3 separate regions of the Homo sapiens genome follow, and all the other regions are linked to region 1. A link is a loop called in an ENCODE intact Hi-C map of the cell type or tissue named here. Cell type or tissue: heart left ventricle. All regions are shown on one strand.

Region 1 (8,000 bases):
GAGGCAGGAGCAAAGTTCACAGAAGATTCCAATTCCACCCAGGTATGAATAGGAAATTATCTGTGGAATGGTCTGCTTCCCCTTAGTTACACATGTGGTTTTTATTTCTTGGGGAAAAAAGGCTCCAGGTGTTGTTCTCCAAAATGTCACCCCCCACTCCCGGCCTTGGCAGGCTCCCAACTGCCTAGGTCTATAGAAGTGCCAGTGCTGGAGCCGACAGCTTCCAGCACCTTCCACAGCTGCCACAGCTAACACAAGAGACCTTTTCTACACATTGGCTTTTCTCCCATCAGAAACACTCCAATATTTGTCCTCGCTGCTCCTCGGGGTGGTGTCTCCTTTCTTCACCTGTGGCATCTCCAGGTTGAACAATATTTTTAGGTTTCTCCCCTCTTGTTGTTTAAGAACCCTCACCCTAAAATCTCAGAAAATGTATCTCAGAGGCCTGAGGGGATGCACCCTGGGTCCCGGTGTCTCTGAGCTGATGGCACGGCATCCACTAGTTGGGTTTTTTTGTTATTTTCCTGGTGTTTTGTTTGTAGACATTTTTTTTTAAAAAAATGAAACAGATACCACATCTTTTTCCTTTGGAAAAGTATATTGGGAGGAAAGTGAAATGCTGGGAATATGTGGGTGCACCCTTACAATGAAAACATCTCATTGTAAAAAAATTACAATAGTATCTATTTGAAAGAAATATTGTATGAGTAAAAAAGCAAGATATCGGCTGGGTGCAGTGGCTCACACCTGTAATCCCAGCACTTTAGGAGGCTGAGGCAGGTGGATCATTCAAGGTTAAGAGTTTGAGACCAGCCTGGCCAACATGGTGAAAACTCATCTCTACTAAAAATACAAAAATTAGCCAGGTGTGGTGGTGTGCACCTATAATCCCAGCTACTCGGGAGGCTGAGCCCTGAGCCTGGGAGGTGGAGGTTGTGGTGAGCCGAGATCGTGCCACTGCATTCCAGCCTGGGTGACAGAGTGAGACCCTGTCTCAAAAAAAAAGCAAGATATCTGGGCAATTGAGACCATCCAATGATGGCAGAGCAATAACCTGCTCTTTTATAGTTACATAAAGTTACATAAAAATTCTTATGAGCACAGCCTCTGCAGCAAGGTGGCAGGGATTGGGATCCCAGCTCTGCTACATACCAGCCATGTGACCTTGAGCAAGTTACTTAATCTCTCTGTGCCTCAGTTTCCTTCTCTGTAATCTGTGGATACTAATAAACTCACCTCTTGGAGTTAACATGAGAATGAAATGAGTTAAGTTTCATACAGCTGTTGCGACAGTGCCTGGGTGTATAGTAGGCACCAAGCGTTTGTTAAAGAAAACTTCAGAAGAGGGTCACTCTCATAACATCATGTGAGCCGAAACCCAGGGCATGCTGGAAACACAGGAAGTACTCGCCATTCTTGTTGTTTTGTCCTCACTGACCTTGCCCCATCTCCCTTTTCTTCATGCTCTTCCTTCCACAATAATACCCTCTCATGAGGCCCTTTATGTATTCTACCTCCTTATTTTAAAAGGGAAAAATGAGAAAAAAAGAAATAAAATACAATTCTTGGAAAGCTGGCAGGAGGATTTGCATTTTAATGGCAGAGAAAATGTAAAGTCAAAGGAATGAATCCCTAATTGTAGAATTTGTGGTTGCTGGTGAGGGGACTACTTGGTGGGACAGAGGTGGCAGGACTGGGCAAGATAGGAGAGAAGGACAGAAGATCAACCTGAAATCCCTCCACACAGGCAGTTGCCTACTGGACAAGAAATGCCAGCCCCAGCTATGTACAAGAAAGTATGCTTCCCGTGAGGTCACACCCACTCTGAATGGAAACCCACGCGTGCCCTGGACTGGTTCTTCCAATTATGGAAAAGGCCCCCAAACGTCCCCTGATTGGCATACCACAAAAGCTGAATCTCTGCAATAATGATGATGATAATGGCATTGGTAATAGCCGCGATGCAGCTGTTACTCAGCCACGTGCATCTTCAGAGTCTCCTGGGGATTGACGGTGTGCTAAGAATAGTCCTGGTACCGGCATTCAAGAATAATCGGGTGACCAAAGTGAACCTCACAAGGTGGGATCCTGCTTGCCAAATGGGCTGCCAGGTGTGAGGGCACGGACTCTGCAATGCTCTACTCTCCTGGGTGGGCTGAGAATGAGTGAGGAGACTTGGCTGTGTGTTCAGGCTGGGGAAATCCTGAAACAAGGGCTGGAGTGAGACTTTTCAAAACTGCAGCACTTGGATTAACCTTGTTGTCAAATTCCACCTGTGTCATAGCTCCTGGGACCTACTCCCTTGTGGACTTTACCATTCAGAGCAGAGGGAGGAGTCAGCTGCATGACCGGTGACTGGCATGGAGAAGATGTAGTGCTGTCAAGACAGGATTAGCTAAAAGTGATAGAAAATGCCAAAGAAGACTGGCTGAAGTTTCTTTCTCTCATAATAAATCAGGTTCAGAGGTGGACGGTTGAGGGCTGAAAAGGTGGCATGACAAAGTCGAAAGGACCAGGCTATTATTGTTATCAATATCATTGTCATTACTATTGTATAATTTGCATGCGGTGAAATACACAGATCCTGATGAATTTTGACAAATGTTTGCACCATGTAATTAACTGCCCAACCAAAAGAGAACATTTCCATCAGCTCAGAAGTTTCCTTGTGCCCCTCTCCAAGTGATTTGACATTTATCACCAGGGAATGGATTTGCCTGCTCTAGAATTCCATATAAATGGAGTCATACAGTAGCTATTCCTTTGTTTCTGGCTTCTTTCACTCAATATAATGCTTTTGGGATTTACTGATGTTGCTGTATCAGTAGTTCTTTTTTATTGCTTATTAGTCTTCCATGGTATGAATACACCATAATTTGTTTATTCACCTGTTGAGGGACATTTAGATTTTATCCAGTTTGGGATTATTAGGAAAAAAATTTGTTACCAACATTTGTGTGCAAATCTGTGTGTGGAAATAGGTTTTCATTTCTCTTGGGTAATGAGTGGGAGTAGAATTGCTGAGTATAGTATAGGTACATGTTTAATTTTGTAGGAGATTACCAGTTTTCCAAAGTGATTCTACAATTGAAGGCTCTATCTTGCTCTTCTACCATTAGCCATTCATGACTTCTACCTCATGGTAAAATATGGCTGCTTGAATTCTAGCCATCATATCCACATTCCAACCCACAAGGAGGAAGATGGAGGAAATTATACGCTTCCCTTGCTTTAATAACATTTCCTGGAAATGTCACACAATACTTCTGCTTACATCCCATTAGTTAGAACTTAGTCCCATGATTGCACCTTGCTGAAAGGGAGGCTGGGACATGTATTTTTTGTTATGGAGACCCACATGCCTAGCTAAAAATTGGGGATCTTATTATTGAGAAAGAAAGTGATATTGGATGTTGGGGGGCAAGAAGCAGCTCTGCTACAGATGAGTGGTCAGAAATTAGTCAGGGATCATTCCTGTCTTGCTTAAGGGTGTTTCTCCAGAACCTATCGTGGACCTTGGCTCATGATATATGCTCTATAAATGTTTGTGACAGGTGGAAGGAGGGAGAGAAGAAGAAAGAGAGAAGTAGCCATGGCAGCCAGGCTCATGACTCAGGAAAGTTTCCTTGAGGTCACTATGCTCTTCTGACAAGAGTGTTGTTCTTAAAGGACTTTCACCATTCTTCAACTTCTGACATTGTTTCAAAACATCTCTTGGATGCAATTAAACGTCATTGTATGAATTGTCAAGACAGTCTTTCAGTGACTTGTTAGGTAAGGGACTTTTTGACATTGTTATCTGATAGAGATAGTTTGGGAATTTTGTTTTTCAGTGTGGAATAGAGTGTGTGTGGGTGGGTGTGTGTGTCTGCACAGGAAACCGTCTGAGGACTTTTTCCTGTCAAGAGTCTCACAATTTGTATGGTAATAAACGTGTTGTCATCAAGGGCTTGTGCCTTGGAAATTCGAAATGAAGGCCGAGATGCCTGAGGGGAGGGGAAGAAAAGAGAGCTGGGAGCAAGGTTGTTTCGAAGCCGACTCGTGGCCGTGACAGGCAGCGGGAACTTTTGTGAGAGGCCTCCGTGTTTCCAGCCGGGTGCCCCTTCAGCAAATGAGGGGGTCATCGGGTTATGTTATTTTATGGTACAAAAGCAGATACGGTCCGCTGCCTCCGCTCTACCCTGATAATTTTGTTTTCCTGGCGAGTTTGCCATCAAGGATCTGACATGCCATTAGGTTTTTATCTCTGTTGCCCAAGGAGGGGCAACGGTGAGCAAGGGTCTGCTTTTCATTAAAGTGAGCCTGGTTGCACGAGCACTTCTTTGAACAAAACAACCACGGTTCACGACAAGGTTAGGGGAAGGCGGGGCGGAGGGAAGGTTATTAGTTATTACCTCTGCTTCCTTAGCGGGAGTGGGGGCTTCTCTCTAGCGGGATTTGGATCCCTCCCTGGGGCGCTGAGAGCTAATTCCACACTCAAGCCATGATCCCCAGGCCCGCCTAAGAAGCGGCGCCTTCTAATCATGCCAAATCATCAGGCTGATTCTGCGACATCAACTGTTACCCATTAGGGAACAGGCTGACAACAAGAAATGCATTTCACTTCCAGTCTTGGCCCTCCCTGGACTTGTAGTCCAAGGAAGCTCCAGTGATCCTGCTGGGGACACGGGCCTCCTGCCAGCTCTTAAGAGCTTCTGCCAGGGTTTCTCTCCCCAAAGGAAAAAGTGTCTGGGAGGGCCTCTGAGGAAGGGGAAAGGGTGAAGGACACTAGCTGGGAGTCAGTCCAAATTGGCTCTGCCCCATGTGAAAGAGCCTGATACATTCAAGGTCATTGATCCGAATTTGTCCCCGCAAAGCAGAACAAAATGAGCAGAGACACACACTCAGTAGCAAGTCTAAGGGGAAAAAAAATATCCTGTAAATCTGTCCATGTTGTTTTCTTTTAAGATGCGGTAGCTAATGTTGGTGTCAGAAAGGGGCCCAGCTGTTTATGGTGCTTACCTAAACAGCCTGCCTGACTTTAAAGTCATTTCTGGCTGCTTCTGCCAACCCAAGTACTCCAGTCCACCTTTTTGTGTCATTCCCATCAGAAAAATCACACCGGTCTGATGCTCACTCTGGCGTGCTGGCCTCCCGTGAAATGCTGTGATCGAGGGTCTCCAGTGGGACTCAGAGACTCCATTCCTCTGCCCCTCCCCCACCATCCTCCTCCACACCATCTACCCACCCACTGCTGGGTGCGATTTATAAGCAGGGGAATCCCCTTAATCCCATAGATATGTGATTTACTTCACCCAAGAATTCGGAGAGCTGCGTCCTCTCTCAAAAAGTGAATTATAACACCAGCATAGAATATCGATTCCAGACATGTGGAATTTTAATCCCCAAGTCCCCACGAAATGCTTCTGTCCATGGTAAATTGGTCCACCATTTCAGCATGTCCAAACAGGTAGGACAGATGACCCCCTCTGGCCACCAACTCTCAGTCACTGGGGGCAAGGTCAGGGGGTTGCGGGGGAATCTGAGAGCCTTCATCTCACTCTCGTGACTGTGTCTGCTCTCAGGTGCTGTGTGCAATTCTATTTTGTATTTCTTGGAACCTGACATCAATTGGGCATTTTTAAATTCCCCTGCTGCCCGCAAAGCCAAAGCCAGGCAGCCATCTTCAAAATGTCACCAGCCATTAACCGTGAGCAAGGATGAATTATGCTCACCACCACCATCAGGTGCATTGAGAAGAACAACTCGCGGAGGCAGACTGCCATGTGCTGGGGGGAGTTCCAGCTCCAAGCCCTGCCCTGGGCTCTCCCAGGACCGCCAACCCGTGTTTCCAGAGATTGTGGTTTTATCTGCAAATAGGTTAGGTTTTAATGGGTAGTAAGCCCCCATAATATTCCAGGCCCTGTTCCCAGCACCACTTCCACAATAACTCTCCTCACTTCCTTGTCACAAGTGGGAATTGAAAGGCTCAGAGCTGTTGGGTACATTGGTCAAGGTCACACAGCTGGTGAGTGGAAGAAACATGCCTGTTACCAAGATCTATTTTCTATTACATCACACCCAAAGAAGCTTCTGCCAATCTTATGCATGGTTTTCACTGCATGTCTCAATAATATAACCAGTCCCAGGCACCTACATTTTAACGCCAATACAGCTGGAGCTCAGACAGGTTAAGTGACCTGTGCGAACACACACTCATGGAGGGAGAATGGGCTCTGTGACATGTAATGCGACAGATATTTATTGAGCATCCACAAGCTTTGGCTATACACAGCTAAATAAGGCACAGTCACTGCCATCGAAAGACTTGACGGTCACATGGGGGCAGACTGCAACATACATGATTCTGCATAATTCCAAGCATGGAATAGTATGTTATTTGTGTTTGTGAGTGTCATGGGATCCCAGGAATGGAGTGAGTCATTCACAGAGGAAGTGACATTTGAGGTGAACCATGAAGGCTGTGGAGGAATGAAGAGGCAGGCATCGAGTAGAATTCTCTGATGGCACACTGCCCCACCCCACAAGCCTTACCCCTGGGGTGGCCAGTTTACTGTGAGCATCAGCAAGTAAATGTCAAACAGCCTGTCCCATCCTCTAACTCAGCACTATACAACAAAACTTTCTATGATAATGGAAATGGTCTAGATCTGTGCTACTCGATATAGTGGCCTCCCAGCCGCAGGTCCCTACTGAACACTTGAAATGTGGCCAGTAGGACTGAGAAACTGATTGTTTCGTTCTATTTACTCTTAATTTATATTTCAATTTAAAAAGCCATATGTGGCCAGTGGCTCCTATAGAGGACAGCACCTGCAGCAGAGAGTGGGACTACAGGCATTAATCTTGCAAGAGGATGGCAGACCGACCTCTGTGCAGGCGATCACTGGACAGTTCTCCATCATCGACAGGCAAAGGGGCAGAAGCATGGGCACAGCCCTCCTAGGGCTAAGTCACAAGGTCCTGTCATAGGTCCAGATGCTCCAACAACCATTCAGTGCTCCCCAGCATCATGTGATCAGTGGGACTAGGTCTGAGTTGCCACCACGTCACCTCCTCCTGGCCCTATAGTCTCTGCTGAGGAGGCTGGAGAAAGGAGGCACTGTGAGAGACCCAGCCCCCATCTCACCTTCTGCTCAATGGTGACCTTCCCCTGGTGACCCTTTCATTGGATGAATGTGTCACAGCTGCCCTGCAGTGAGCAGGAGGGCTGGATGTGGTGCTGGGAAGGCCACCCTTGGTATGAAGCCCTCCTGTCTTCTCTGGGTGCCCCAAGCCCAGGGCTCCAGGATAGAGCTGTCTCCATGCTCACAACAGCAATGAGACTTATAGCAAATGAGACTTATAGCAACTGCATTAGTCCATTCTCTCATTGCTGTGAAGAACTACCTGAGGCCAGGCTCGGTGGCTCACCCCTGTAATCCCAGCACTTTGGGAGGCTGAGGCAGGTGGATCACGAGGTCAGGAGATCAAGACCATCTTGGCCAACATGCCGAAACCCCATCTCTACTAAAATACAAAAAATTAGCTGGGCGTGATGGAACGCACCTGTAGTCCCAGCTACTCGATAGGCTGAGCCAGGGGAATGGCTTGAACCCGGGAGATGGAAGTTGCAGTGAGCTGAGATGGCACCACTGCACTCCAGCCTGGCGACACAGCAAGACTCTGTCAAAAAAATAAATAAATAAAAATAAAATAAAATAAAAGAACTACCCGAGACTGGGTGATTTATGAAGAAAAGAGGGTTAATTGACTCACAGTTCTGCAGGCTGTACAGGAAGCATGGCTGGGGAGGCCTCAGGAAACTTACAATCATGGCAGAAGGCAAAGGGGAAAAAGGGAAAGCAGGCACATCTTCACATGGCGGTACAGGAGAGAGCAAAAGAAGGGAGAAATGCTACACACTTTTAAACAACCAGATCTCATGAGCACTCTGTCTCAAGACAGCACTAGGGGATGGTGCTAAACCATTAGAAACAACCCCCATGATTCAATCACCT
Region 2 (8,000 bases), 100 kb before region 1:
AGCAGTAGACACCTGGCTTTGGCCCTGCCCTACCCTGCCAAGGGTGATAAATGTGGGTCAGGCCCTACAGAGGTCAGGCTTCTTCTCTCTTGAGGCAGTTAGGGAAGAGGAACTTGCAGGAAATGAAGTAAGAAGGGCTCTATGGGGTTAAAGGGACTGGGGAGGCATGGCAGGCAAAACACAGAGGGGATTGGGGATGGGAGAGTTTATACAGTGCACGACCTACACAGCTATATAGAGGAGCCCAGGAGTGGGGATGTGAGAATCAACAGAATTAATTAGAGCAGAGAAAGGCAACAGGCAGGGCAGCAGAGAGAAGAACACAGGGGACGGCTGTTCCAGGTTTGATTTCATGTGCAGTCCAAAGAGAACTGAAAGGCTGTTGCCTTTGTTGTTCTTTCTTCTGCTGAATAGTCTATCATAAATGAAAAAGCACAATCCACGGGCTATCTGCTTGTCCCAAAAGAAGGAAAAGAGAAGATGAGTTAGTATCCCCAGGAGAGGGACTTATCAAACAAGCTTGCTGTCCCCTCCCCACTTCTCTCCATCCCCCACCCTGCATGGGGATGAAGGAAAGGTGAGAATGCTCCTTTCTTTTTCTGGAGCTACAAGAAGAGATTCTCTCTTCTACTGGATGGTAAAGGGCAAATACAGGAGGCTCTGCTACTCCTGGGCTACCTACAACCCCCACAGGAAGGCCTGTGAGCACTTCAGCATAGATAGGGTGGGTCGAGTTCCTCTGAACTACATTGTACTGTGCTGGTTGCAGAGCAAGGCCCAGAATGGGGTGAGGGCATGGGTAGGAAGCCTGGTAGAAGAAATGTTTACCTAAGAACCCGTTGTACCATGAGAGAGATCATGGCAGCCCAGGGTTGGAGGTTCTTAGGCAGTTGTTTCATTAAGCTCTTAGGCAGTGGCTCTGACATGAAAGAAAGGTGCCCATCCTGGCACCAAGTATCTGTCAATAGGCACTTTTTTTTTTCTTTTTGGTAAAGATGGAGGTCTCAATATGTTGCTCAGGCTGGTCTCGGACTCCTGGCCCCATGCCATCCTCCTGTCTCACCCAAAGTGCTGGGATTACAGGCATGAGCCACCGCACCTGGCCAATAAGCATTTGTTCAACGAACGAATGGATGCTGGATGAGAGCAGAGGGGTAGCTAGGAGCACAGCACAGTGAGTGTGCCACCCTGTAACAGTGAGTAACTGACCTAAGAAGGAAGAATGTGGGGCCCCTGATGGATACAAGGCTCTGACTCTGGAGAGATGGAGAACTGAGCCGAGAGGAGCAAGCTATGCACGAGATGAGTGGATGAAGGACAGTCACATCTGAACAGGAACTGAGGAGGGGGGCTAGGGCAGGCTCACATAGGACCATCCTGTTGCGGCCAAGGAGAGAACTTCAAGCCAGAGTTCCAGAAATTTCACTGAGGTAACCAGAGCCAGTGACTATTCTTGGTACTGTTACTGGGGCCTTTTCTTATTCACACTCCAGCATCATGGGGGGAAAAAATAGATTATTTGAGAAACTCAGTTTATTCAGTTTCCTCAGTCTGAGGTATGTCTTTTTTTAATGTTCAACTTACTTTGATTAGAACTCCCCATCTTGCAATGTCTCTTCTCTAGCACCTGCTGCTACCCTTCCTTCTCTCTCTGCATCCCATAATGAGTCCAAGTGCTGCCAGAGCACACTTGCTCAAGGAGTCAAAAAAATTGAGAAAATCTTTTCCAGCCATGGTCTCATTATCATCATTCACCAAATGGTCCTTGTGTTCCTAGGCAACATGTTCCAGAATCTTAACAGAAGCTTGGTTTGGAACAGCCAGACTGGAAGCCGCCCAATATACATCAAAAAGGGCATGGATAGATGGATCAGCATATATTCATACAATGAAGTACTACAAAGCAAGGAAAATGAACAGCAACATGGATGGATCTCACAAATGTAATATTGAGCAAAAGAAGCCAGATGCAAGAGTCCAGATCACATAAGTTCATTTACGTGTCTATTTCAAAAGCAGGCAAGAGGAAGGTGTGGTGTTAGAAATTAAGATGTGTACAGTGGAAGAAATGGGCATAATAAGAAGAGGGCATGAAGGAGGCTTCTAGGGTGCTTGTTTTGCTTTATGTCTTGACCCAGGTGGTGCTTGACACAGATGGGGCTTGTGTGGTCATTAAGTGAGCTTCTGCATATGTGTGTTTTAATTCATAATAAAAAAGTTTAAAGTCCATAACGCCATCACCCAGGAAACAGGGAAATGCTGGTGGTACACAGTCTAAGTCCAACTTTGTTCCATGCTGTGGAACTAGGCATGCAACTCCAAGATTTACACTTGTCTGTGGTAGTCCCAGACCACAGTAGAACTGGGCTCCTGGGTTTTCTTTTGTTTCTAAACATCTGTTTTCTAGATGCCCTCCTAGGCAACTTTCCAAGGACACACCAGCTCAGCAATGCACCCTCTCTTTTCCTCTTCATGCATGAACACCAGGCTTCTTGCTTGGCAACATCATGCTCCTCAGTCCCTCAGGGATGGTCTAAAACCCCCAGAAAGAAGGTGTCAAGATTACTATCCCATTTTTCTTACAAGATCTCTTGCTCCTATGTACATTTGCCCTAACCTTCCCTAGAAAATATCAAGTTCCTCCTCCCTGAGCTTCATGGAGGGACAGTCTTTGACAAGCCTTCTCCATAGCGAGGGTTCTACTTGCCTTGTACCCACAAAACAAAAACGTCCAGCATCAGTGATGGGCTCTTCATAAACAGAATCGTCTGCTCCTTGGGGATTTGAGGTCTCTTCTGCTAGATATGAGGCAGCCTTTAACTCTTAATGATTTGCTTAACTGCTTCCTTGGTTCCTGACCATGTAACTGCCCACTTTTGCTGTTCATAAGACTGACTATTTCTACAACAAAGATAATCTCTTTTGTCTCTGTATGTCCACTTGTAGCACAGTGGTAACCCTGGCAAGACCCATCCTTACCCAACAAAGCCCCGCCCAACCAACAGTGTTGATTGAAAGAATAAGTGAATAATGAGCCAATTAACAATCACCTCCATAGCCTGGCTGGTCAGGATTTCAAGGGATGTGACTGGAGTGGAAAGCTACCTTTTTGTTAAAAAACCTGGAGAGGAGGTGAAGGGGAAGGACAGAAGGAGAAGAAGGAAGAGAGGGAAAGGGAGGCTAAGGAGGGGAAAGGGAAAGGAAGGTCAAAGGTAGAGGGAGAGAAAGAGGAAGAGAGGAAGAAAGAGAAGGGAGGGGAGAGGTTGGGGAAAGTGCAGGGGGCAAAGGAAGGACAGAGGGAGGGGAAGGGAGAGGAAAAGGAAGAAAAGAGGAGGAGAAGGAGGAGGAGAAGAAAAGGAAAAGGAGAAAGAGAATGAAGCTCTTGGTAAGAGCCAGGAAAAGTCATTTAGTTAAGCAAGAGCATCCAGTTCATGGGCTTCCAGGATGGTTAGCCTTAAGCCAAAGACCCATGTTGAACCAGCAAGAATGCAAAACCTTTGTAGCAAGCCAATTTCTCTTAGCCAGGGAGGCATGCCTCCACGTAGAGGAGCATGGCCACATAAGTACAAGGAGATTTGTCATCCAATTGAAAAGTGTTGTAATCCAAGTAATTTATTTCCAAAGTTAGGAGGACTTCAAGTTCAGCCTAATATCATCAACTCACAAAACACACTCCCTTATCACACACACTCATACCTGCTTTCTCAGACCATATAAAAATAGGGCCTGCAGGCCTCAGCTTCCTTTCTCCATCTGTCCACTCCTCACCATACCACAATTCTCCTTTCACAACCCTAGGTTCTCAAGTATTTCCTAGATGATCAGTGGGAGGCCTGTGCCCCTTTCCTTGATGTGAATCTCTTTACTCACCTCCTACCAACAGCCTCCTTTCATCCAGGAATTGGTAAGAATATGACTGGTGAATCCATTTGTAGAAATGCAGTTGCTCATTGTATTAGTTAAAGTAAAGCCAGAACGAGCCTAACACAATGGAAGTGTTTTTTTGTTTGTTTGTTTTTTTTCAGGTAAAGTACACTTGGTGGAAGAAGCAGGGACTTTTCTTCACACAGTCACTGAGGTGTTCAAACCTATGGAGAGCTCTGCCTCTCTGACAGTAGAAATTCTAATTCCATTAGTTCAGGGTGGGATGTGTGCACAGAATTTTGTTTTAAGTATCCTGGTGTCTCTCTTGGGCAGCCAGGGCTGAGAATCTCATCCTGTCTTCCAACACCATTGTGGGCATCAATATCCAACCCCCAGATATGGGAAATGGAAGAAACACATCAAAGGACCATGTGGGAAATACAGATAGTTTTTGACTTACAGTGGTTCAACTTACTATGATTAGGCTTACAATTTTATGACTTTACAATGGTGTGAAAGTGATACGCACTCAGTAGAAATTATAATTCAAGTATCCATACAACAATTCTCTTTGTCACTTTCAGTACAGTGTTCAGTAAATTACATGAGATATTTAACATTTTATTATAAAACATGCTTTCTATTAGGTAATTTTGCCCAATCATAGGCAAACGTGTTCTGAGCATGTTTAAGGTAGGCTATGAGGTTGTGTAGGTTGGGTGCATTAAATGCATTTTCAACTTATAATATTTTCCAATTACAGTGAGTTTTTCACAGCATAACCCCATCATAAGTCAAGGAGCATCTGTATTTATGGATCGGACCAGGAAGTAATATACATCACTTCTGTCTACATGTAATGGGCCAGAAGTCAGTCACATGGCCACAATTTACCCCAAGGACCACTGGGAAACATAGTCCAGTTGTGTACCCAGGAACAAAGCAAAATGTTTTTGAGGGACATCTAGCTAGTCTCCACATATCCAAGATTATTGCTGTCTCTGAAATATGATCTTAAATTTAGAGAATACATCTCGGTTTTGTTTGTTTTGTATGACAAAAATGATATGGAGACTGAGGGAGTTATGAGTTCTAGAAGTCCCTGGGGGAGTTAATGGCATGGCCCTCTATTGACGTAGTCTGACTTGGAGATTGTGAATGATGCAATGTTCATCAACCTTTGGGCTGATCCAGGGATGTAGCCACAGAACTAATGGCTGTTGGAGGGGGTTATGGTGAGGACTGGGGAGACAAGAGTCTTCTAGAAAATAATGTGAGAGTCAAGGCTGTGAATGGCAGAACAGAACCTGGGGGAGCAGGGAGAAACAACTGGAAGAGAGAAGAGGAGAAGGGCCGTAGCCTCAAAAATGGGTGAAACCATATACACTGTGGAATACTATGCAGCCATAAAAAGGATGAGTTCATGTCCTTTGCAGGGACATGGATGAAGCTGAAAACCATCATTCTTGGCAAACTATCACAAGGACAGAAAACCAAACACTGCATGTTGTCACTCATAGGTGGGAATTGAACAGTGAGTACACTTGGACACAGGGCAGGGAACACCACACACCGGGGCCTATCGGGGGGTGGGGGGCTGGGGGAGGGATAGCATTAGGAGAAATACCTAATGTAAATGAGGAGTTGAGGGGTGCAGCACACCAACATGGCACATGTATACCTATGTATCAAACCTGCACATTGTGCACATGTACCCTAGAACTTAAAGTTAAAAAAAAATGGATGAAACACAGCCCTTGTCTTTAGGAATTCATAAACTCTAGGGAAATAACAGGTGTTTGCCCAGGTCCTCATAGTGGAATGCTAACTGAATGGATGAATGGGTCTAATGCACAGCCTGGTCTTTCAGGCTAACAGTTTTTCAAAGTTATTGTGCCACTGAGACTTTTGAGAGTGAATGAGGTTGCTAACTAGATAAGGTACTGAAGTAACAGAAATAAACTGGCACTGTCCCAGGAAAACTGGACAAAATAGTTACCCCATTCATGGAAGTCCTATCAATCCATACACCATGGGCATTCCCTCCAGGGCCCACCCTCTGAAAAAGGTGGACATGATTTGAGGCTTGTGGGACTTTCTTGCAAACATATGTGCTCCATAAAGCTGAGAAGCTGCAGATGTCCTTGCAATAAAAATCCATAAACTAACACCTTTTCCTCAGCAACTGAGAGGTTCTGGACACCTACTCACTGCTTAAGCTCTTCTTTTATCATTTATGAGCATTTCCCAAACATCTCCTTCTCAAGCCTTCACAGAAGTCGGTTGAATCTGAAACTCTTAGCAGGTCCCTGAACCACACAGCTAAAAAATTACATGCCATGCACATCTGCAGTGAGGAACGTGAGGCTTTCTAGGGGAGATTTATTGCCTCCCTTCCCTCCACCTCTTGGAAGGTTTCTGGATGCTGTTCCTTGTGTATAGCATGTGCCTCCGGCTTATCACTACAGTAAGTATAAAAGCAATTAATTTTTCCCCCTTTTGGAAAGTGGAAGTTTTAACCGCACTTGAATACCATTTGCATTTCTGATTTCTATCAAGTTCACACTTCCAGCAAAGAGAGTCCTGCTGATATAATTTTTTTATTGCATATTCTCTAGTAGGAAGCTGCTTCTTTTGCCTCTAAAGCAGAAAACATGTACACATTGGGAGGTGCTCAGCTCTTGACCTCTTCTTCAGGTTAAATCACCTTATTGGTATTAGGGAGGCGAGGACAGGTGGGGAAACTTGGAGCAGGGCCCTTCTGCATTTTTATATAGATGCTCACATATGCTGAGCTTGTGAAAATTAGTTGCCCGATTTGAGTGAGGTGGGCAGGTTTCAAAAGCCATCTCTTTGTACCTGGTTGTAATTTGCTCATACATTCAGAGAAATTTTATTAAGACATACCAGATTTATTTCTTGGTTTTTTTCACTGGTTTATATCCTTTTACACTGTTCTGCTTCTACATCATTATTTAGACCTACAGAATATTTAGGTTATGAGGGGCCCAAGGAACCATGTGATCTGCTGATCTTCTCATGTTATAAGTGAGGAGACTATGGTAGGTCGAATAAATGGTCCTGATGCTTCTTCACCCCAACCTGCAGTCGCATCATGGTCATGGCATATCATGGGTGGAGCATACTTTCTACCTCTTGATTTGGGGCCAACTGACTTGCTTTGGCCAGTGGAGTGGGACTTATGCTAGTTCTAAGCCTAGGCCTTAACAGGTCTCACATATTTCCACTTCCTCCTGATACCTCTGCTGTTGCAGAGAACATGCCTGTTGTCTTAGTCCATTTGTACTGCTATAACAGAATACCTCAGAAATTTATTTATTTCATAGTTCTGGAGGCTGGAAGTCCAAGATCAAGGCACTGACACCTGGGTGAGGGCCTTCTTGCTGCTTCTTCATGTGGCAGAAGGTGGGAGGGCAAGACAGATGAACTCTGTGCCCTCACATGGCAGAAGAGCAGAAGAGAGTGAACCCACTCCTACAAGCATTATCAGCATTAATTCATTCATGAGAGCAGAGCCTTCATAATCTAAACACCTTCCAAGAGGCCCCACCTCCCAACACTGTTGCATTGGAGATTAAATTTCAAACATATGAATTTTGGAGGAGACAAAACCATTCAAACCATAACAGCTGTCTAGCCCACTAGCATGTGGAGCAGAGTTAGCCCATCCAAGCCCCAGTCCTGTGATATGAAGCAGAACCACTACAGTCTGAAGCATTGCTGCTAAGCTGAGCCCAGACTAGATTGGCCAAACCCCAGCCGACCCGCAGATCTGTGATACTAATTGTTATTGTTGTATGCTACTAAGACTGTGGGTATTTTTACATGCAATAGCTAACCAATACAGACACTGAAGTTCAGAGGGGAAAGGTGGCCCTGTCATCGTCACACAGCTGGCTTGTGTCAAAGGCAAGATTAGAACCCATGCCCTCTGCTCTTAGCCCTGTAGGAGTTACCCCAGGATTTTCACACACATGTGAAAGATGCTGTTTGGTCGTAGGTCTTGCAGCTTTTGGAAAATGTAGTTTGTAACAAATCGTTGAGAGAAAACAGATGAAACTTTACATGGCTCCAGGGATTAATAATGTAACAGGGATTGTTCCACTTCTGGTTTG
Region 3 (8,000 bases), 82 kb before region 1:
CATACCTCCAAAGCACTTTTATTATCACCTTTATTTTTTCACAGTCTCTGATCCCATTTTTTAATTCTTTCTTTACATTTCTGAAAATTTGAGGACTTTCCTTGCTACCTGCCTTCCTGCTGAAGAAGCTAGACTTTTTGGACCAAATCTGTGGTACGCTTGGCTTTTTATTATTCTTAATAAAAAGAGGAGTTTATTGGTTTACATATATCAGAAATATAAAGCTTTGCTTGTAGCTAAGAGTTCAGATTCCAACTCTGTCTCCTTTTCTCCATCTCATTTTGCTTTCCTTGGCATTAGCTTCATTCTCAGGCATTCTTTTTCCATGTGGAAAGATAGTGTGCTGGCCTTCTGTCGCCTGCAGTGTTCTTTGAGTCTAGCTCTATTTCTGATCCAACTCTCTTTTCTTAAGATACTCCCTCACCCCAAAACAAACATATGTATATTCAGCCAATCTCGTCTTCTTGCTTCATCTTCTGATTGGGACTCAGACCAGCATCCAGCAGAACTAATAGAATTTCTTCTACCAAACTGCCTTGGGATAAAGAATGCAGTTAACTCACTGGGACTCCAGATTGGTTGGCTGCAGAAAGCTCTATGATTTAAAAAAGAATCATGATGTATTGAATTCTCGACTTTCTGAAAAAAAAAATACTCCTAGGCTGTCAGGGGGCAGAAATACACTGGGGACACTGGGTTCCATTTTCAAAACTCAGCTGTGTTTTGCATCGAGACAATTCAGTCCAAAAGGCTCTCTGAAGCTACTCTGAAAGTGAGAAGCCTCAATAGCCATTGAAATGGGCTAAACGCGTCTGATTTAATTAAATCATAGAGCAGTCCCACTCCAGAGCAATATAATTATATTTGTCCATTTATATAACTGTCGACTGCTTTCCTTCTGTCCAGAAAAATGGGATTGGGCCTCTTGTAATATCAGCTTCTCTAGACTATGCATACATACAGACATCCTAGAAAAGAAGGACCATGTCTTCACATAGCACTGTGCCTGTAGCAGAGCTCAGTAAAGAGTCCTCCAGCATTTGACTATCTGATTCTTAGCCATTGATCTTGTCCTATGAAAACAAGAATTCAAAGGGCCTCAGAAATGGATTTCCATACACTAGTATATGACAGTTCCTAAATTAAAGTTTTTTGCTTTACTTCCATAGAACAGCGTATCCAGATTTTTATTCAGGGTCATAAGTGAAGCATAGCATTGGCAAACAGGTCCCTCACCCAGAAAGTCAGGGTGGGCTTGAACAACAGGCAGGAAGCTGGGATGCCATCCCAGTTTCTGTTCTAAGTGTTTCTGCCCTGGCCCCCTGAAACTAGAACACCACCAGCTGAAACCTTCGTTTTGGCTCTTTGTATCGGCAAAGAACTCTAACACATTTTTCTATTCAGAATCAGAGCCATCTAGTTCTGTGTTTCCCAACACAAACTCTACTAAGAAAAGGTAAGCTCTTCAAATTCTCCACCATGGATCAATTAAAAATGATATAGATGTAATATATATTTATTACATTATTTAATAAACAAGAGAAACCAGTTGAAACTCTTTTTATTCATTTATTTTATCACTAAAATAAAATATTAGTTCACATTAAAGATATTTTATTTAAAGATGAATTTTATTCATCTTTTAAGATTCAGATTTGAAGAAGTAAGGGTTTTCAGTCACAGAAAAAAAATACAGTCTGGAAAATTTGTCCTGGACTAATGCCCTATTGAATGTCGGGCTTTGATTCAATTTCAAACCTTTGTGTTTCTTCTACAGAAAGAGAGAACTGATGCCTGAGATCACAGACCTGAGACCAAAACTTTGCTATCTAGACACCAGTCCCATGAGCTTTCTGCCGTCCTAGGCTCCCTCATAATGAACGCCAATGAACAATCAATCGATTTACAAATAAATTTGGTGTTTGTGAGGTTCAGTGCTCTACCTAAACAGAAAACAACTTGTATTTCCCACCTGGAAGAATTAACAGTATATGTTTTCATCTTATTGATTACTCTGGTCTCCAATTTCCAATGTCAGTATGAAATAGCAGTTAGGATATATTTCAGTACAACAGAAAAATCTACCTACCAGTGGCTTATGCCACAAGTATGCATATTGCTTACTTAACCAGTAGCCTGGAGGTGGCCAGTTGCAGGATTGGTTCAGCAGCTTAACCAGGCCAACAAATATCCTCCAATTGCACAATCCTCAGACTGATGCCTTTATTCTCAGATTGGCTGCCTCATGGTCTCAAGATGGCTTCAGCAGCCCCAGGCATCATCCTCACATGTCAGCATCCAAAGCAGGAAGAAAAGAAGGGGTAAAAGGCCTTGTTCTCTTGTGGCCTTGTTTTATCGAGGAGCTAGTATTTCTCAGTGTCTCTCCAGCACAGATCTTCTTACATCTCACGGTCCAGAACTGGGTCACAAGGTACTAGTCAATTGCAAAAGAGAATTGTCTGGTTGCCTTGGTCTAATCATGATTTATCCTTTGAGCCTGGGCACATTGCCAATGAACAAACCAAAGTTCCATTAGCAAGGTAAAATGGGGAACACCCTTTGTCTAAACAACCATCAGTGTCTGGCACACAAAGTCACTCAGACACTGATACGTGAAAATGAGAAGTGTTCCCCCTGGAAAAAATGGCCACAAACTGCCTCTTTTCAACATTGTGACACCATCAATAATTTGTGTCTAAAAATATAGAGACACCCTGTCACATAGCACATCCTAAGCCCATAGCAGTTTGTCCAATGAGCTTTTGTAACCCCCTCCTAAAGATACATCAACCCACAGGCAGTGCTACTCAAGGCCATGGGGCAGTCCTCTCTCCGTGCTTCTAGGACCTACCACTTCACCTCTACTCTGTTCTCCTCCAGCGCCTTTCAGCCTTCAGAAAAGAGGTCTAGGGACTTGCTAACACCTTTGTATGTTTCTTTACTGCACACACCTCCAGGAATTCCCTTAACTGCAAACTCGGTGCCCTGAGAGGCCCCAGGTATCAAGGGATCTAATGTTAGTGGCAGCCCAGCGAAAATGCTACTGCTGCTCCAGGTGTGAAGTGCTTCTACAGATGAAAGAAATTCTTTTTAAAAAGCCAAGAGGAAGTATTTCTTTCATGTCGAAATTTTAGATATTGTAACATGGAGATGGCAGTGGGGAGATGAGCTGTTTAGGGCCTCTCCTGCAGCCCCCAGATTACCCCATCAGAGGACCCTGCCCAAGTGGACAATCGTTAGCTCCAGGGAGCCTGTGGGCCAGCCTCTCTCTCCCAGATCACTGTTGTGTCCAGGCTTTGCATTCAGGAAGCACACATCTTAGGTGATTCTGAGTGTTATCACCAAGTTTCCTACTCTTTGGAGTTGATGTCTCTGAGTTTGTACTGCACATGAGCATGTTTATGTTATTCTGTGACCCCCTCTGCTGTGGAGCTGGTTTCTTTGACGATGTTTCTGTTTTCTCTTCCAGACTGGGAGCTCCTGGAGCCTGGGGCTGACATCATATTTATATGTGTATTTCTTGTGCCTGGCCTAATGCCTGCATCTCAGAGGAACACCCAGTAACTATTACATTAACAAATGACCTCAGAGACCAAGAAGGAGGATAAAGCTCTTTCCAGGTCTAAAGGCAGGGTTGAAAAAGAGAGGGAGACAATTACAGCCACTGCTTTCTGGCAGAAGACCCACCACGAAGTCCTGCAGTCCTGAGTTACACCACACCCTCATGCACACACTACAAGTCCCACGGCTGCCTTCATATTTACAATATCCCTGTGGCCAGGGCCGTTTCCTGTGTTCGATTTAGATCTATCAATAGAACACACTCTGAGAGTTTCACTTTGTGCTTTGTTTTTCCTCTGTACTAACAACATGAGTGTCCTTATCACAGTCACACTTGCAGGCCCCCAACTCTTGCTCTCTCCTTCAGATTTACTCAGGGCCACAGGAACCCACTGTCACTGAGTGTCTTTGCCAGAAAGCAGAGACTATAATTGTCTCCTCTGTTTCCAAATCCTGGCTTTATATCAAGGAAATTTGATCCTCTCTTTTGGTCCATGCACTTCTGTGTCTTTTTTCCTTATTCTGTTGGTCTCTCTCTCTCTCTCTTTCTCTCCCTTTCTCCCTCTCTCTCTCCCTCTTTATCCCTCTCCCCCCTTATCCCTCTCCCCCTTTCTCTCTTCTCTCTCTCTCTCTCTCTCTTTCTCTTCAAGGACAGAAAAATATCACCAACTTTAATCCGGACTAATCTGCCCATGTGTCCGCCAGGTCTCTAGAAGATGCCGTGGGAAGAGAGAGCAGTGTTTGTGTTTGTCTTTGTGTTGGAAGAGGCACCATCTGTGTGTGGGGGAGCAAACATGAACCAGGGAACCTGCCAAACTCTACACAGGGAGGGGAAGGTGTGGAGTATGCCATCCAGAACCCAATAGCTCCTGCTTCGAGGCTGCCCAATGGGCCCAGAGCTCCTGGAAGGGTGGCTGCTTGGGCTGGCTGTGTGCATTCATGCTGAAGCATTGCCTTTTTCTCCTTGAGTGCCTGCCATTCAGAACCACTGGGATGCAGAGGACACACACACACACCGGTGTTTCCAGCTGTGCCAGAGCCTGGAGCGTGTGAGCTCACAGAAGCCAGCCTTTGCCAACTCAGACCAGGTAGAAACTAAGGACTGGGCAAGGGCTGAGGGTAGAGTTAAAGAAAGCAACCAAATCTGACAGATGAGTGTGCAAGTTTCCCCCTGCCTCAGTTTCCCCAGCTTTCAAAAAGGAATCATACTCTTTACTTGCTTTGTATATGATTTATAAGAATATCATAAACTGTTACCTGCTGAGTGCCTGACACTGTTTCAAAAGCTTTACTTTTATTAATTTATTCAATAGTCACAGCCACTCCACTAGATAGGTACCATTATTTTATCTCCATTTTTCACATAAGAAATGTAGGCACAGAGAGGTTGAATAACTTGCCCAAGGGCACACAATTGGTAAGTGGCAGAGGTGGGATTTGAACCCAGGTAGCCTAGCTCCAGGATCAGTGCTCAGAACAGTCACACTATACTGCTTTGTGATGTGTAAATACAAGTGCTTGAAATAGTCTGAAGTTCCATACAAATGTATTTTCACAAATGAGGTCAGGCAGATACTCTGCTCTGGAGAGATTATTGACTCAGTGTCATAGACTCCTGGACAATTCTTTTGGCTTTTATTATTATTTTTAATTGACACACAATAATTGTACATATTAATCAGGTACAGTGTGATGTTCTGATACATGAGCACAATGTGCGGTGATCAAATCAGGATAAGTACTATATCCATCACCTGAATCATTTACCATTTCTTTGTGTTGGGAACATTCAAAATCCACTCTTCTAGCTATTTGAAAATATATAATTTTTGTTAATTATAGTCACCCTATACTGCTATAGAACACTAGAATTTATTCTTCCTACCTGTTTGTACTCTTGTATCTGTTAACCAACCTCTCCCTATCCTTCCTCCCAACTCCACTCTCTCTAGCCTCTTAGTAATCACTCTTCTACTCTCTACTTCTATCACATCAACTATTTTTAGCTCCCACATGTAAGTGAGAACATGCAGCATCTATCTTTGTGTGGCTCGCTTATTTCACTTAACATAAGGTCCTCCAAGCTCATCCATGTTGCTGCAAATGATGGAATTTTGTTCTTTTTAAAGGCTGAATAATATTCCATTGTGTATATGCACCGCATTTTCTTTGTCCATTCATCTGTTGATAGACACTTAGGTGGATTCCACATCTTGGCCAATGTGAATAGTACTTCTATCAACATGAGAGTGCAGACATGTCTCAAACATAAGAAAATCAGTATGTCAAAGAGACATCTGCACTCCCATGTTGATTGCGGCACTATTCACAGTAGCCAAGATATGGAATCTTGGACTATTCTGATGGGCAGAGGAAGCAGCCACCAACCAATGCCAGACAGGAAGTTGGTGCATACATAGTCCAGCTTGTGCATCCCTTGGGTGGACAACTTTAACATGTGCTCTGTAGCATCTCCCAGAAGACCTAGTGGGACTGAGCCCCAGTGGCCCACAGCAATAACGTGCTCATCAGCATGCCTTTTATTGGCTGCCTTCCCTTCCCTGTCTCACTTCCCACTCTCCAGCAGTGCTCCCTTGGTCAGCTTCTACATAAACAACTCACACTTCAGTCCTTGCCTCAGAGGCTGCTGCTTGCAGGGCCTAGCCTTAAGATAACATATACTTTCTAAGATGTTTCTCATTATTTCATCTTTACAGCAACTCCATAAAGTAGATGGGGCAGGTAATATAGCTCCCTCTTACAGAAGAGGAAACTGAGCCCCCAAAACATTCAGAGGGAGACCCAATATCATGTGGTTTGTAAGTGGCAGAGCTGGATGGGAACCTGGTTCTCCTGAATCTCAGCATCTGAGGTACCTATGTCACAAGACCTTGAGATTCCTTAGGACACTGATGTGCCACTGGATATAAGACAGCATGGCTAAGTATTTTCAACTGTCAACAAAAGGGTATTTATGATTCCTGGGAGAGGCAATCAATGACTACTGAGCACTAACAGACGTACTACCTACCATATGGTAATAATATGATGCTGTGTCCAAATTCTGTTGATCCATGAAATATTTTGAGTTCCATATTTACATATATGTGTGTATGTATGTGTGTATGTATAAAATATATATATTATATTATATATATATATATATAAAAACACATATGTATCTATAAGTTATATAGTGGCTCCAGGTGTGTGCATGTTTGTGTGTATGTGTGTGTATACTACTGCCCTAATATAATGCATACATAATGAGATAAATTGAATTATTGGTTCCAGTTCTTCACTCCTCTGGAGTAGTATTGTACATTCACATTCCTGCCATGACATCATGGTAGCCATAGTATATCTCCTCACTCCTTGACATTGAGCTTGGGCTTGTGACTTGTTTTGGACAATGGGATGTTAGCACATGTGATGCAGTCAGAGATGTGAAATATCATTGCAAGTTTTGGCTAACCCTTTAACAAATCTGCCATTGCCATGAGAAGAACCTGACAGGTAGCAGGCAGGTCCAAGGAGGAAGAGACGCACGTGGAGCAGACCAATGCTCAACCTGCAGCTTGGCAGCCCAGAAGAGCCTGAGTCAGCCAACCCACAAACATGAAAATGAGGATAAATGTTTGTTATTTTAAGTCACAAAGTTTGAGGGTGATTTTGTCATTCACCATAATTGTGACGCCAGCTGACTGATCCAATAGTCAAACATACAGAAGAGAGATTTAGGAGAAATTATATATGTGAATATATTTATATATATTTTTTTCTAATACTTCTGGCCTCCAATGGCTCATCTTGGACGCCTCCTGTGATATGTGAGCTCTGTTTATGAGATCACTTCACTAAATTTGTAGGGATTATGTGAGTTTGTTGATAATTGAATTGAATATGAATTGGGCATCTACTATGGGTGTTAGGGTGACAATACGTGGTGACTACCCTAGGATAGTCTGAGTTGTCTTTATATAATTATTATGAATATCCCCTTTCACTCTCAGAAGTGTCCCAGTTTGAACTAAAAATTCTTTGGTCAACTTCACCATGCGGCAAATACTATGCTGGGTACAGGGAATGCAGAGCCCTTTGAGAGCAACAGGCACATCTATTGAGAACATGGAGTGGGGGCAAGAAGACATTGCTGGGAGAAGCAATGTCTGAGATGAATCTTGTAAATCAGAGATGGATGAAGAAGAGGGAGAAGGTGTCAGGACACAAGACTCACATACAGCAAGGCATGGATATGTCAGACTGTGCATGGAAATGAGTCCATGAGTGTAGGATGTATGAGAGGCGGTGTTAGATTCATAGATGGTAGCCTCATTTGCCATATCAATGATTTTGGCCTTTTCCTTGAAAGCTATGGAAAATCTCAAGGGATTTTATTAGGGGAGGGCCGTGATCAGATTTGTGTTTTAGTAAGATGA

Evidence for each region. Hi-C counts contacts between places; a loop is a spot of excess contacts. Peaks named below come from ENCODE experiments on the same cell type or tissue, not always from the same donor. Only the 100,000 strongest peaks of a DNase experiment are listed, where the experiment ranks them.
Region 2: a loop joins it to region 1, with 2.0 times the contacts of the local background. A loop is called at or near these places in 4 of 110 quality-filtered maps.
Region 3: it touches region 1 in a loop (3-fold over the local background); 4 of 110 quality-filtered maps call a loop at or near these places.

Annotation. Positions count from the first base shown.
Region 1 is chrX:39,414,753-39,422,752 of GRCh38, forward strand. The region is part of intron 1 of LINC01283 (long intergenic non-protein coding RNA 1283); the gene reads right to left. Among named protein-coding and RNA genes, the nearest start is that of LINC01283, 16 kb to the right of the region's middle. In heart left ventricle, no CTCF peak of the experiment used is centred here; a DNase peak (open chromatin) is centred at 4,689; H3K27ac peaks cover 1,333 bases.
Region 2 is chrX:39,311,107-39,319,106 of GRCh38, forward strand. All of the region lies in intron 2 of LINC01281 (long intergenic non-protein coding RNA 1281), which reads right to left. Among named protein-coding and RNA genes, the nearest start is that of LINC01281, 12 kb to the right of the region's middle. In heart left ventricle, no CTCF peak of the experiment used is centred here; no DNase peak of the experiment used is centred here; H3K27ac peaks cover 417 bases.
Region 3 is chrX:39,333,250-39,341,249 of GRCh38, forward strand. No RefSeq gene overlaps it. Among named protein-coding and RNA genes, the nearest start is that of LINC01281, 9.9 kb to the left of the region's middle. RefSeq lists an enhancer at 3,772-3,851. In heart left ventricle, no CTCF peak of the experiment used is centred here; no DNase peak of the experiment used is centred here; H3K27ac peaks cover 1,394 bases.